Linked DNA regions of Homo sapiens: regions 1 and 3 are each linked to region 2. A link is a contact called in ENCODE Hi-C or POLR2A ChIA-PET data. All regions are on one chromosome and are shown on one strand. Each heading gives the region's core, a stretch centred on a gene start or an enhancer-like site at or near the end of the contact. The rest is flanking DNA. Distances are from core to core; before and after follow the strand shown.

Region 1 (3,110 bases), core at 248-2,747, 950 kb after region 2:
AGTAATCAGTCTCTTAGACAAGATCTCGTTTTTTAAAATCATTTGGAAAAGACTATGCCTACCTTCTTTTATTTTAGTAAACTATATACAATATAAACATTTCCATTTTAGTCATTTTCAAGTGTACAGTTCAATGGCATTAAGTACATTCACGTTCTTGTACAACCATCACTACTATCCATCTCCAGAACTTTTTCATCATCCCATACTGAAAATTCATACCTATTAAACAGTAACTGCCCATTCTTCCCTTTCCCCAGCCCCTGGTAAACACTATTCTACTTTCTTTCTTTATGATTTGACTATTCTAGGCACTTCATATAGGTGGACTTATACAATATTTGTCCTTTTGTGCCTGGCTTATCTCAGTGTATAATGCCTCCAAAGTTTATCCATGTTGTACCATGTATCAGAACTTCATTCCTTTTTAAGACTGAATAATATTCCATTGTATGTACATGCAACATTTTTTAATCTATTCATCTGTTCATGGATATTTGGGTTGCTTCCACCTTTTGGTTATTATCAATAATGCTACAATGACATTAGAGTACAAGTGTCTGTTTGTGTCTCTGCTTTCAATTTCTTTGGGTATATTACTAGGAGTAGAATGGCTGCAGAATATGTTCATTCTGTGTTTGGTTACAAATATATGTGGAGGCTGAATTGGCCCCAAAGGCCACCAATTTACAAATGTGTTTTAATTTCATTTCACATTAAACTTTCCAAATGAGCTAGGAGGAGACAGAAACTTACCGTGGCTTATCACGTTCCAAGCATAGTGCCAGGTACTGGTGATAAACTGGTCAAAAAGATTAGGAGTTTAAAGTCCTAGCGTCAAGGAGTTTGAAGCTGAGTAAGAAGACGTGTGAAAAAAACATACTTTATTTTAGTACTCTGTCAGCAAATGTTTATAAATACAGGGCCCAAACAGAGAGTAGGTTGAAAAGAGGATTAGAAACAGTTTTTTTTTTTTTTTTTTTTTTTTTTTGAGACAGAGAGTCTTGCTCTGTCGCCCAGGCTGGAGTGCAGTGGCGCGATCTCAGCTCACCGCAACCTCCGCCTCCCAGGTTCAAGCGATTCTCCTGCCTCAGCCTCCCGAGCAACTGGGATTACAGGCGCGCGCCACCACACCTGGCTAATTTTTGTATTTTTAGTAGAGACGGGGTTTCACTATGTTGGCCAGGCTGGTCTCAAACTCCTGACCCCAAGTGATCCGCCCGCCTCGGCCGCCCAAAGCACTGGGATAACAGGCGTAAGCCAACTGGCCCGGCCCAGAAGAAGTTTTTAGGATATATGGAGGAAAACACAACACAACACAGCTACAACTCCGTGACAACTGAGAGCGTAGTCTTCGAGTACCCAGTTGCCTACTGACAGCCGTCTCCTCTAAGGCGCTTCTTTTAGCCAAGAAAGCGTTCTTTGCGTGCTGTGACGTAAAAAGCAGCGCCGGAAGGGAGAGGGCGGAACTTCCGGCTGAGCCCCAGCGACCGCTCTGGTCGGCTGTGTAGACTGTTGGGTAGGCTGCGTGCTAGCTTCGGCGCGGATCCCTGGGCGTCCGTACGTCGGAGTCCTTCGTCCTCCAGGGTCCCTGTTCTTTGCGCCAGCGGGAACCACTATCTCTGCACTCCTGGTAAGCGAGTTTCTTCTTTCGCCTAATGTGTGTGTTGGGGGTGGGAGGACGCCGGAGACGTTCCAAGATGCACTTAGTGGAGCATGTGCGTTCGGAAGGCCCACGGGTAAGAGGAAGCCCAGTGATTTTAATAAACTATAACTAGTACAGTACCTGAAACAAAATCAGTGGTTCCTGAAATGATGTACTTGATTGCTTTTTACAATTGGGGTTTTCATTTCTGTGGTATTCTAAGTCCTTGCCAGTTACAAGAATAAAACTTTTAAAACTCCTTCTGAAATCAATGTTTATTAGATTGGGGCCTGGGGACCCCAGTTAAATATTTCCGGGATTCTAAAGTAAATTGTTTTCTCTTTAAAGGGAGGCTGAGCCGGGCGCGGTGGCTCACGCCTGTAATCCCAGCACAATGAGAGGCCGAGGTGGGCGGATCACGAGGTCAGGAGATCCGAGACCATCCTGGCTAACACAGTGAAACCCCGTCTGTACTAAAAATACAAAATAGCCGGGCGTGGTGGCGGGTGCCTGTAGTCCCAGCTACTCGGGAGGCTGAGGCAGGAGAATGGCGTGAACCCTGGGAGGCGGAGCTTGCGCCGAGATCGCGCCACTATACTCCAGCCTGGAGTGACAGAGCGAGACTCCGTCTCAAAAAAAATAATAAAGGGAGGCTGAACTTTTTTTTTCTTTTTTTTTTTTTTAATGAAGGAAGCATCGATCTAGGGTATTAGAAAAATATTTGCGTGATTACTGTGAGCCAAATACTGTCAAGCATTGGATTCAATGTTAACATTATAGACAAAGTCCTTGTCCTCATGGACACTAGTTAGTCCTTACCATCTAGTGAGGCAAATAGATAACCAGGCAATTACAGTGCAGTGTTAGAAGTACTGTCATAGGCACCAGAGTGCTGTGAAAAGTAATGGTGGAATACTTGAAGTGTGAGGTGAAGAATAGCTAGAGATGCTGCTGACCTGGCCGCAATAAGCTTAGAAATATATGTTGGGAACAATACCAATGGATAGCAATATCCCTTGAAACAGAACATTGAAGGAGGATCAGATTGTGAAGCAAAGGTAGAGGGGTTATTTCGATTTGTTGCGTTTGAGGTGTTTTTTGTTTGTTTTTGTTGTTTTGAGACAGTCTTACTCTGTCGCTCACTGCAACAGATTTTGTTGCAAAATCTCGGCTCACTGCAACTTCCGCCCCCCTTATTCAAGCGATTCTTCTACATCAGCCTCACGAGTACCTGGGAAGTAGAAGAATCGCCCCACTTCAGCCTCACGAGTACCTGGGATTACAGGCATGCGCCACCACACCTGGCTAATTTTTGTATTTTTAGTAGAGACAGGGTTTCGCCATGTTGGTCAGGCTGGTCTCAAACTCCTGACCTCAAGCGATCCTCCCTCCTCGGCCTTCCAAAGTGCTGGGATTACAGGAGTGAGCCACTGCACCCGGCCTGCATTTGAGATGTCTTTCTAAT
Region 2 (3,334 bases), core at 586-3,085:
GGGTTTGCATTCATTTGTGTTGTACTTCTGCAGCAGTACTTCTAAGTTCTTCCATTTTGTGCTACCTCAATTTGTTTTTCTGAAATTCTTGGGAGGGGTAAAGTTAGGGCCTTATGTTTATAGCAAAACATTTATAAAGTGAATGTCACAGAGAATTGGAAACCCCCATAGTGTTTGGGGGTTAACTAAAGGTCAGTTTAAGTGTAAAGCCTTTTTTGGTAAAGCCTTGCTGAATACTTCCTGAAGGAATTAATGGGCTGGTATGTAGGTAGTAACGGGCTAGTACATAGGTTTCCAATTTATGATGGTTTTTTTCACTTCTGATTTTTCAACTTCACCATGGTGCAAAAGCAATATGCATTCAGTAGAAACCATGTTTGGGGTACCCATACAACCATTCTGTTTTTCACTTTCACTACAGTATTCAATATATCACATGGGATATTCGCCACTTTATTATAAAATAGGCTTTGTGATAGATGATTTTGCCCAATTTTATGCTATTGTATGTGTTTTGGGCACATTTAAGGTAGGCTAGCCTAAGCAAGGATGTTCAGCAGGTTAGGTGTATATTTAATGCGTTTTGACTTAAGATATTTTTTAACTTAAGGTGGATTTATTGGGATGTAATCTTATTGTAAGTCAAGGAGCACCTGCACTCCATAATAATTAAATATGATGATCTTTTATTTTAGCAGTTATGACTTGCCTTATAGGTGGCTATATCTAGGTATCTCACCCCTGAGAAATTATGAGTTCTTTGAGGACCCTGTTCATGTCTTGTACCAATTCAAACACATTAAAGGCATTTAATATGGATTTGATGAAGCAAGGGAGTGTCCAGAGAAGACCAGAGCATCTGTTCTCTCTACCAAAACAAAACTGTGATTGAGGAGGTGAATGTTCATGTATCTGTTCTTCCCTGTAAGGGTAGAGGGTAGGGAAGGAGAACATGGGAGCCTGGGCAGGAGAGGGTCAGAGCTGCATCTATAGAGAGACACCAGTTTGTAGTTACTCTGATGATGTATTAGTTTCCCAGGGCTGCTCTAATAAAGTACCACAAACTGGGTGGCTTAAACAACATAAATTTGTTGTCTTACAGTTTGGGTGGCTAGAAGTCAAGTCAAGGTGTCAGCAGAGCCAGTTCCTTCTGAGGACTCTCTCTTGTAGATGGCCGTCTTCTCTCTCTGTCTCTTCAGATCATCTTTCTGTATTCATGTCTGTGTTCAGATTTCTTCTTCTTATGAGGACACCAGCCATATTGATTAGTGACCACCCTAACAAACTCGTTTTAACTCGATCACCTCTGCAGTAACCACATCTCCATGTGAGGCCTCATTCTGAGGTACCGAAGGTTAGGACTCCAACATATGAATGTTGGAGGGGACACAATTCAGCCCATAGCAGGTGGGTTATCATGCTGGGCTTTAGTGCTTGTCAAGACCCAGCCTGTGCCAGTATGCACACTCACCAACTGCATCTGTCAAAATGTAGGCTCCTTAAAGAAATGCAAGCGCTAAAAACCATGTGTGGTGATTGCCATTTATCCTCTTATTGACAACCTAGTTCATTTCCCCGAGAGAGTGTTTTGTGTGGTCTGAAGCACCTGCCAGTCTATCTCTGCTGTACCCTCCCAAGACAAAAATACAGGAAGCCGAGCCATAGGTGACTACTGGCAACCACTGCCTTTGTGATTTCCTCTTTGGTTTCTTCTATTTTGTTCCCTTCCTTCACTCTGTGGCTTGTCTGGGCATTCACTCTTTGACCCTTGTGGCTAGTCCCTCCCCTTCTTCTTTATTGCCCTGAGTTATCTCCCTATTCCCATAACTCTAATCACTTTTTTCATGTTCTCCTTGAGTGAAGGATGAGGAAATTGAAAGCAGAGTATGCACCTTTTATTAGGAGATTCAAACTGCATCCTACTGGATTAGCCTCAAAAGTCCTAAAATACAAAGACATCCATCTGACAGATCACTGAGGGGAGGACTTGTTTTTCTGTTTTAGAATAGTTTCCGATTAAACTTTTTAGCTCAAGAAGAAAAGAAGCTAGTTATTTCTCACCCAGGAGTGGATTTGTGGTTTGGCTTCACCATGGCTTCCTGCCGTGCCTGGAACCTTAGGGTGCTGGTGGCTGTCGTGTGTGGACTACTGACTGGCATCATTTTGGGACTGGGCATCTGGAGGATTGTGATCAGGATCCAAAGAGGTAATGTTGTCCTGCTATGTTTAACTCAGAGTAAGAGAAGGTATGGGACCTCTGTCCCTGCCACCTGGTGCACAAGTACTGGGAGGTACCTTGTCCAGTCTGAGGCATTCCACCAAGGTGCCATTTATGGGATATAAAAGACCAAGTCAGTTAAGCCTAGCAGATGGTTGAATAGAAATGAATAGGTGTGGGTGTGAGTGGGCAGGGGGAAGAGTGACATAATTGAATTGGCCTCTTTATGCTCTTTTAACTCCAGACTGAATTGGTAGAAGAGTAATAATTAAAACGATTAGTAACACACATTTAGGTCTGTTTGGCTAAATTCAGGAAAGGGTAAATCGTTATGAACAAGGACACACACATGCATCAAACACATACACACACATGCATAACACACATACAATCAAACATACACAGAATGGAATTTCATTTTAAGAGAGAAGTTAAAGAAACTCATCACTAAGGTTTAAGTGAAATGATCTCATGGTTTGCATACAAATTTCCCACTTTCCAGATGTAGGAAACTAATCAAAAATTTAAAAACCATTTTTAAATGACTTTCCTGATTATTCAACGAACATTTGTTAGTCCCCCGCTGTGTGCCAGAGCTGGCCTGGAAAAGGAGGACGTGGGAGGGGAAGTAGTGAGTAAAACAATGATGTTAAAGAAAAGCCCGCTGGAACTCAGAACGCGAAATTTCAATGATCCTAATGCTGGATCCCTTGGGCTGTAGAGCTTCTCCGTAAAGGAATTCAATGTTGGATGGGCTACATACTCCCTTTCGTGAAAATCAGAGAAAGCTTCTAATGAAACAATAAATAAGGGTAAATAATGCCGATCGGGAAAGGCAGCAGGAGAGGCAGTATGCCCTCTGAGCAGGTAACTGGGGAGGACAGAAGGTTGGGGAGCTAGCAGGAGCATGGAGCATGGCTGCAAAGATCCAGTGTTGAAGACCAACAGAGGGATCTGACATACTGGCTGCTGATGGAGTGGTAGCTGGGGATGGATTTGTCCTCCCCCTACCCCACCGCCCTAACCAGTATTTAGAGAATACTGTATCGATAGTATTTAGAGAACTAGAATGAGAAAATTTACCAGAACAAAAATAGTAAAATTTAAACTTGGAGC
Region 3 (3,311 bases), core at 114-2,613, 560 kb before region 2:
GCCTTCTGGGCTTCTTGGCATTCCTAATGATGATAATGATCCCACTTGGTGGAGTCTGACCCTCCCTGCAGCTGGTGTCCTTTCTGCGCAGGGATGAGGTCACTGGGGAAGGGGGAGGAGGCGGAGCTGGGGTGGATGAGAGAAGGGAAGGGGAAGAAGCTGTCACATCTGCATTCTTGGTGGAAAAATGGAAACATGTTTGCCACATGCTTGCTTTGTTTGTTTATTTTTTAAGGAAAGGGTATGGAGAGGCAAGAGAATAGTGAGGAATTGTAACATGATGACTGCTTGGTTTTCCCCCAAGGCTTCACAGCTAAATAGCTGTATTCTCAATAACAGGCTCATCAAATTTCCCAGGGCACTGATAACTCTATGAATCTAATCCTGAATACTTGAAACTGATCAGGGCCAGGATATTCCAGCGTTTGGATCCAGTAACTTCTTTAGAGTTGTGAAAATTCCTAATTCTAGATAGTCCACTCCTCCTTATGCCTCAGACATGTCTTAAAAAGGGAAATTCAGAATTTGCAGAATTATTTTTATATTTGGCAATGTAGTTAAAAGTATCAGGTTGTTCACCTATTTCTCAAAGTTGTCACTGAAAGTAAACAACCTTTTTTTTTTTTTAAGTTTACTAGTAGTAGCCTAACTGGTAGATCATAGTTTTATCTCTAGAGCTTGTTGTATATACAGAGATTATAAATCTAGAATTCCCCAACTCCCCCCAGGATTTGGGATTGTTGTTACAATTGGTTGTTGTTGATGTTTTTGTGAGGAGAGAGGTTAGCAAAAGAGGGGTCCTGTTGTCATTACAGGGAATGACCTGGCCTGGGCAAAATCACAACCAACCACTTGGCCATCTCAGCTCCAGGTAATAGAAATAAGTCAGCGCTGACAGAAGTGAGAAAAATACTCAAAATGCTCTCAAGATGGTTTTGAACCCTTCAAACCTGATAAGGCCAGGTCTGATTAGCCTTTGTATCTTCAATACCTCAGCCAGGGCCTAATAGATAGTAAGTGCTCAGTGAGTGGTGAGTGGCCAAGTAACCCAGTTTTCCTATTTTCCATGGTTCAGGACTACTGTTGGTAGGCAGAACAAATGACCATGAGTAATTAGGTAGAGGGAAAAAATATTTCCTCCTAAATCATGGAGAAAGAGGCTGTTATTTAAGTAAATATAATAATTGACTATCAACAGTGCTCCCGACTTGAGTTTTCAAGATAAAATGTAAAGGGTATTGTCCTCAGGTTTTGAAGGTCCAAAACTGCTAAATGTTTAGCCATTGAAGTTTTCTAACCTAAATTTCCTTGTTGGTAAAATGGGTATAATACTTTCTCTGCCTACCTTTCTAGGGTTATTTTCAGGATTAAATGCTTTTAAGGAAGTGAAACTAGTAAAAACTATCGGAGGGAAGTGTTGTTATTTTCTTCTTTTGAGAACAATATATCTTTAAACATTTTTAGAAGAAAAAAAGGTTTTGAATTCCTTGAAGAAAAGGTGCTTCCAAAGCATATTTATTGATGCTATTATTGTAAATCCCTCTTTAAGCTTCATGCATTTAAAAATTAATGACAACTCTCCTCTTCCTTTCTGGAAAGCTTTTATGACTTAACTCCAAATTCTATGTGTTTAAAAAAACTAAAGTATCATGTCCTCCTTAAAGAATACCATTATTATTCATAACCTCTGAAACCAGCGAGGGTCATAAAGCTACTGACTGCGAATGATTAAGTGGCCACAAATAAAACACTGGTATTACCACATGTAAATTCTTTCCCTGCAGTTTATGCCTCCGCAAACAGTGATTCAACTGCAGGTGTCTGTCAAGAGACAGTAGAGTTTTGTCCTTCTGGAAGCCTCACTGTATGTGAAGTCAAGAAACAATGCCCCTGCCACTGTCTAGCTATAGCCTCAATCAAATCATTTCACCTCTCTTAGCCTCTGCTTCCTCTTTTAACTGACAGGGCATTCAGTGGCTGTGCGTCTGGGCCTCACTGCTCTCCCCAGAAGGCATTTGAAAAAAAAAAGGAAGGCATTTTTGGTTGTCAAAATGACAGGGTGGGCGAAAAATGATAGGATGGAGGTAGCTTCTGGCACTTAGTAGGCAAATTTTCTATGGTGAGTTGAGCAGACTCATGAAAGAACGAATTGTCCCTCCTATAGTGTAAATATACCCTCCTAAGAAACACTGGGCCATAGCTTGTGAAAGTGAAAGGGTTTAAATTAGTAGTAAGGGACTGTCCCAGGCAAGCTGGCATATAGGGGCCAAACAGCCACAATCCAAGTCCACTTGTGCTTGCATTGTCTTCCTGCATTCTGGCCCTGTTTGCCCCACAAATGACCAGGTCCCAAGCTCTGCTGAACAGCCCTCAGGGAAGGGGACAGATAGGTCCAGACCAAATCCTTCCACTGTCTTTATTTTACTAGGAAAACTAGCAATAGACTTAAAGTTAACTCACTTGTTTATCCCTTAATTTGGTTATGCTTTAGTCCCAGAGGCCCCTCATTTCTCCCCTTTCCAGACCTTCAGAGCCTTCGGCACTGCCAGCCCTCAAGTATGGCAGCTGCTTGAAGCATTTGCTTGGGGTGAGTTGGGGAAAGAGGAGGAAGAGTAGAGCCAGCTCTTCCCTGCAGCTGTGGCTAACCGAGGCAAGCTGTGACACGGAGCTCACTCCATCTCAGTCAGAGCCCACCCTGAAGCCATATCTGTGGGTGCAAAGTTATTGTGACACAACCCACCACACAGTGTCAGGGGAGAAACTGAGCATGGTAATTGAGGTGCCAGGTGATTCTTGCACCACTTTTTTGGACTGCCATTTAGAGAGGGAAAATAAAAGCCAAATCAGGAATCATTTCCACTCTGTTAACATCTCACTAAAGGAAGCAATCAAGTCCAGGTGGGTTTTATGTTTCTCAGCCCCTGTACATGGACAAAGACTGGGATTCCAGATTTTCCTAACTAGCCCTAGGTTTTTCTCCTAGGACATTTTCTTTCTGCTTCTAAAATTGTATTTTACTCTTTAAAAAAAAATCTGTTGTGCAGAATTATATAAGGTTGATATGATGGCCTAGACTGATTGCTTAAATATGGACTTGGACAGTTATGGAAAAGCACTTTTGTTTGTGTCATGGAATTAAAGTTACCACACACACAATTGTCTATTTTCAAACCTAATGGATTACATCTTATATGAATAAAAGAGTATAGCAAACAAAAGGGCATAAAATTTTTATGCCAGAAACAAAGTCGATGTCTGAATTTAACTGGAAAAAAACTGTAGAAATTTGTGTCTGACAATTGCAAACAGTT

Evidence for each region. A loop is a pair of places that touch in the nucleus more often than their neighbours do. ChIA-PET counts read pairs that join two places held with the same protein, here RNA polymerase II (POLR2A). Pooled maps may share reads with other maps.
Region 1: a pooled map shows a loop between it and region 2 (2.9-fold over the local background). The contact joins the promoter of TRMT10C here to the promoter of ADGRG7 in region 2. A Hi-C loop is called at or near these places in 2 of 37 single-sample maps with no recorded cell type and 4 of 50 pooled maps. POLR2A ChIA-PET finds 5 or more read pairs at or near these places in 1 of 52 experiments (MCF 10A).
Region 3: a pooled map shows a loop between it and region 2 (6-fold over the local background). The contact joins the enhancer-like site here to the promoter of ADGRG7 in region 2. A Hi-C loop is called at or near these places in 1 of 37 single-sample maps with no recorded cell type and 4 of 50 pooled maps. POLR2A ChIA-PET finds 5 or more read pairs at or near these places in 2 of 52 experiments (OCI-LY7 and PC-9).

What each region holds. Positions count from the first base shown.
Region 1 is chr3:101,560,371-101,563,480 of GRCh38, forward strand. TRMT10C (tRNA methyltransferase 10C, mitochondrial RNase P subunit) reads left to right here and starts at 1,498. Exons shown (of 2, transcript NM_017819.4): 1 at 1,498-1,633. RefSeq lists enhancers at 1,484-1,553, 1,564-1,633.
Region 2 is chr3:100,607,766-100,611,099 of GRCh38, forward strand. ADGRG7 (adhesion G protein-coupled receptor G7) reads left to right here and starts at 1,836. Exons shown (of 16, transcript NM_032787.3): 1 at 1,836-2,206. The coding sequence starts at 2,092.
Region 3 is chr3:100,045,813-100,049,123 of GRCh38, forward strand. The region is part of intron 1 of CMSS1 (cms1 ribosomal small subunit homolog); the gene reads left to right. All of the region lies in intron 1 of FILIP1L (filamin A interacting protein 1 like), which reads right to left. Among named protein-coding and RNA genes, the nearest start is that of FILIP1L, 67 kb to the right of the region's middle. RefSeq lists an enhancer at 1,947-2,036. Within about 2 kb of position 1,364, at least 14 of the 41 ENCODE cell types and tissues checked have a DNase peak (open chromatin) inside an H3K27ac peak, as active enhancers do; they include PC-9, where a contact is called at or near this core.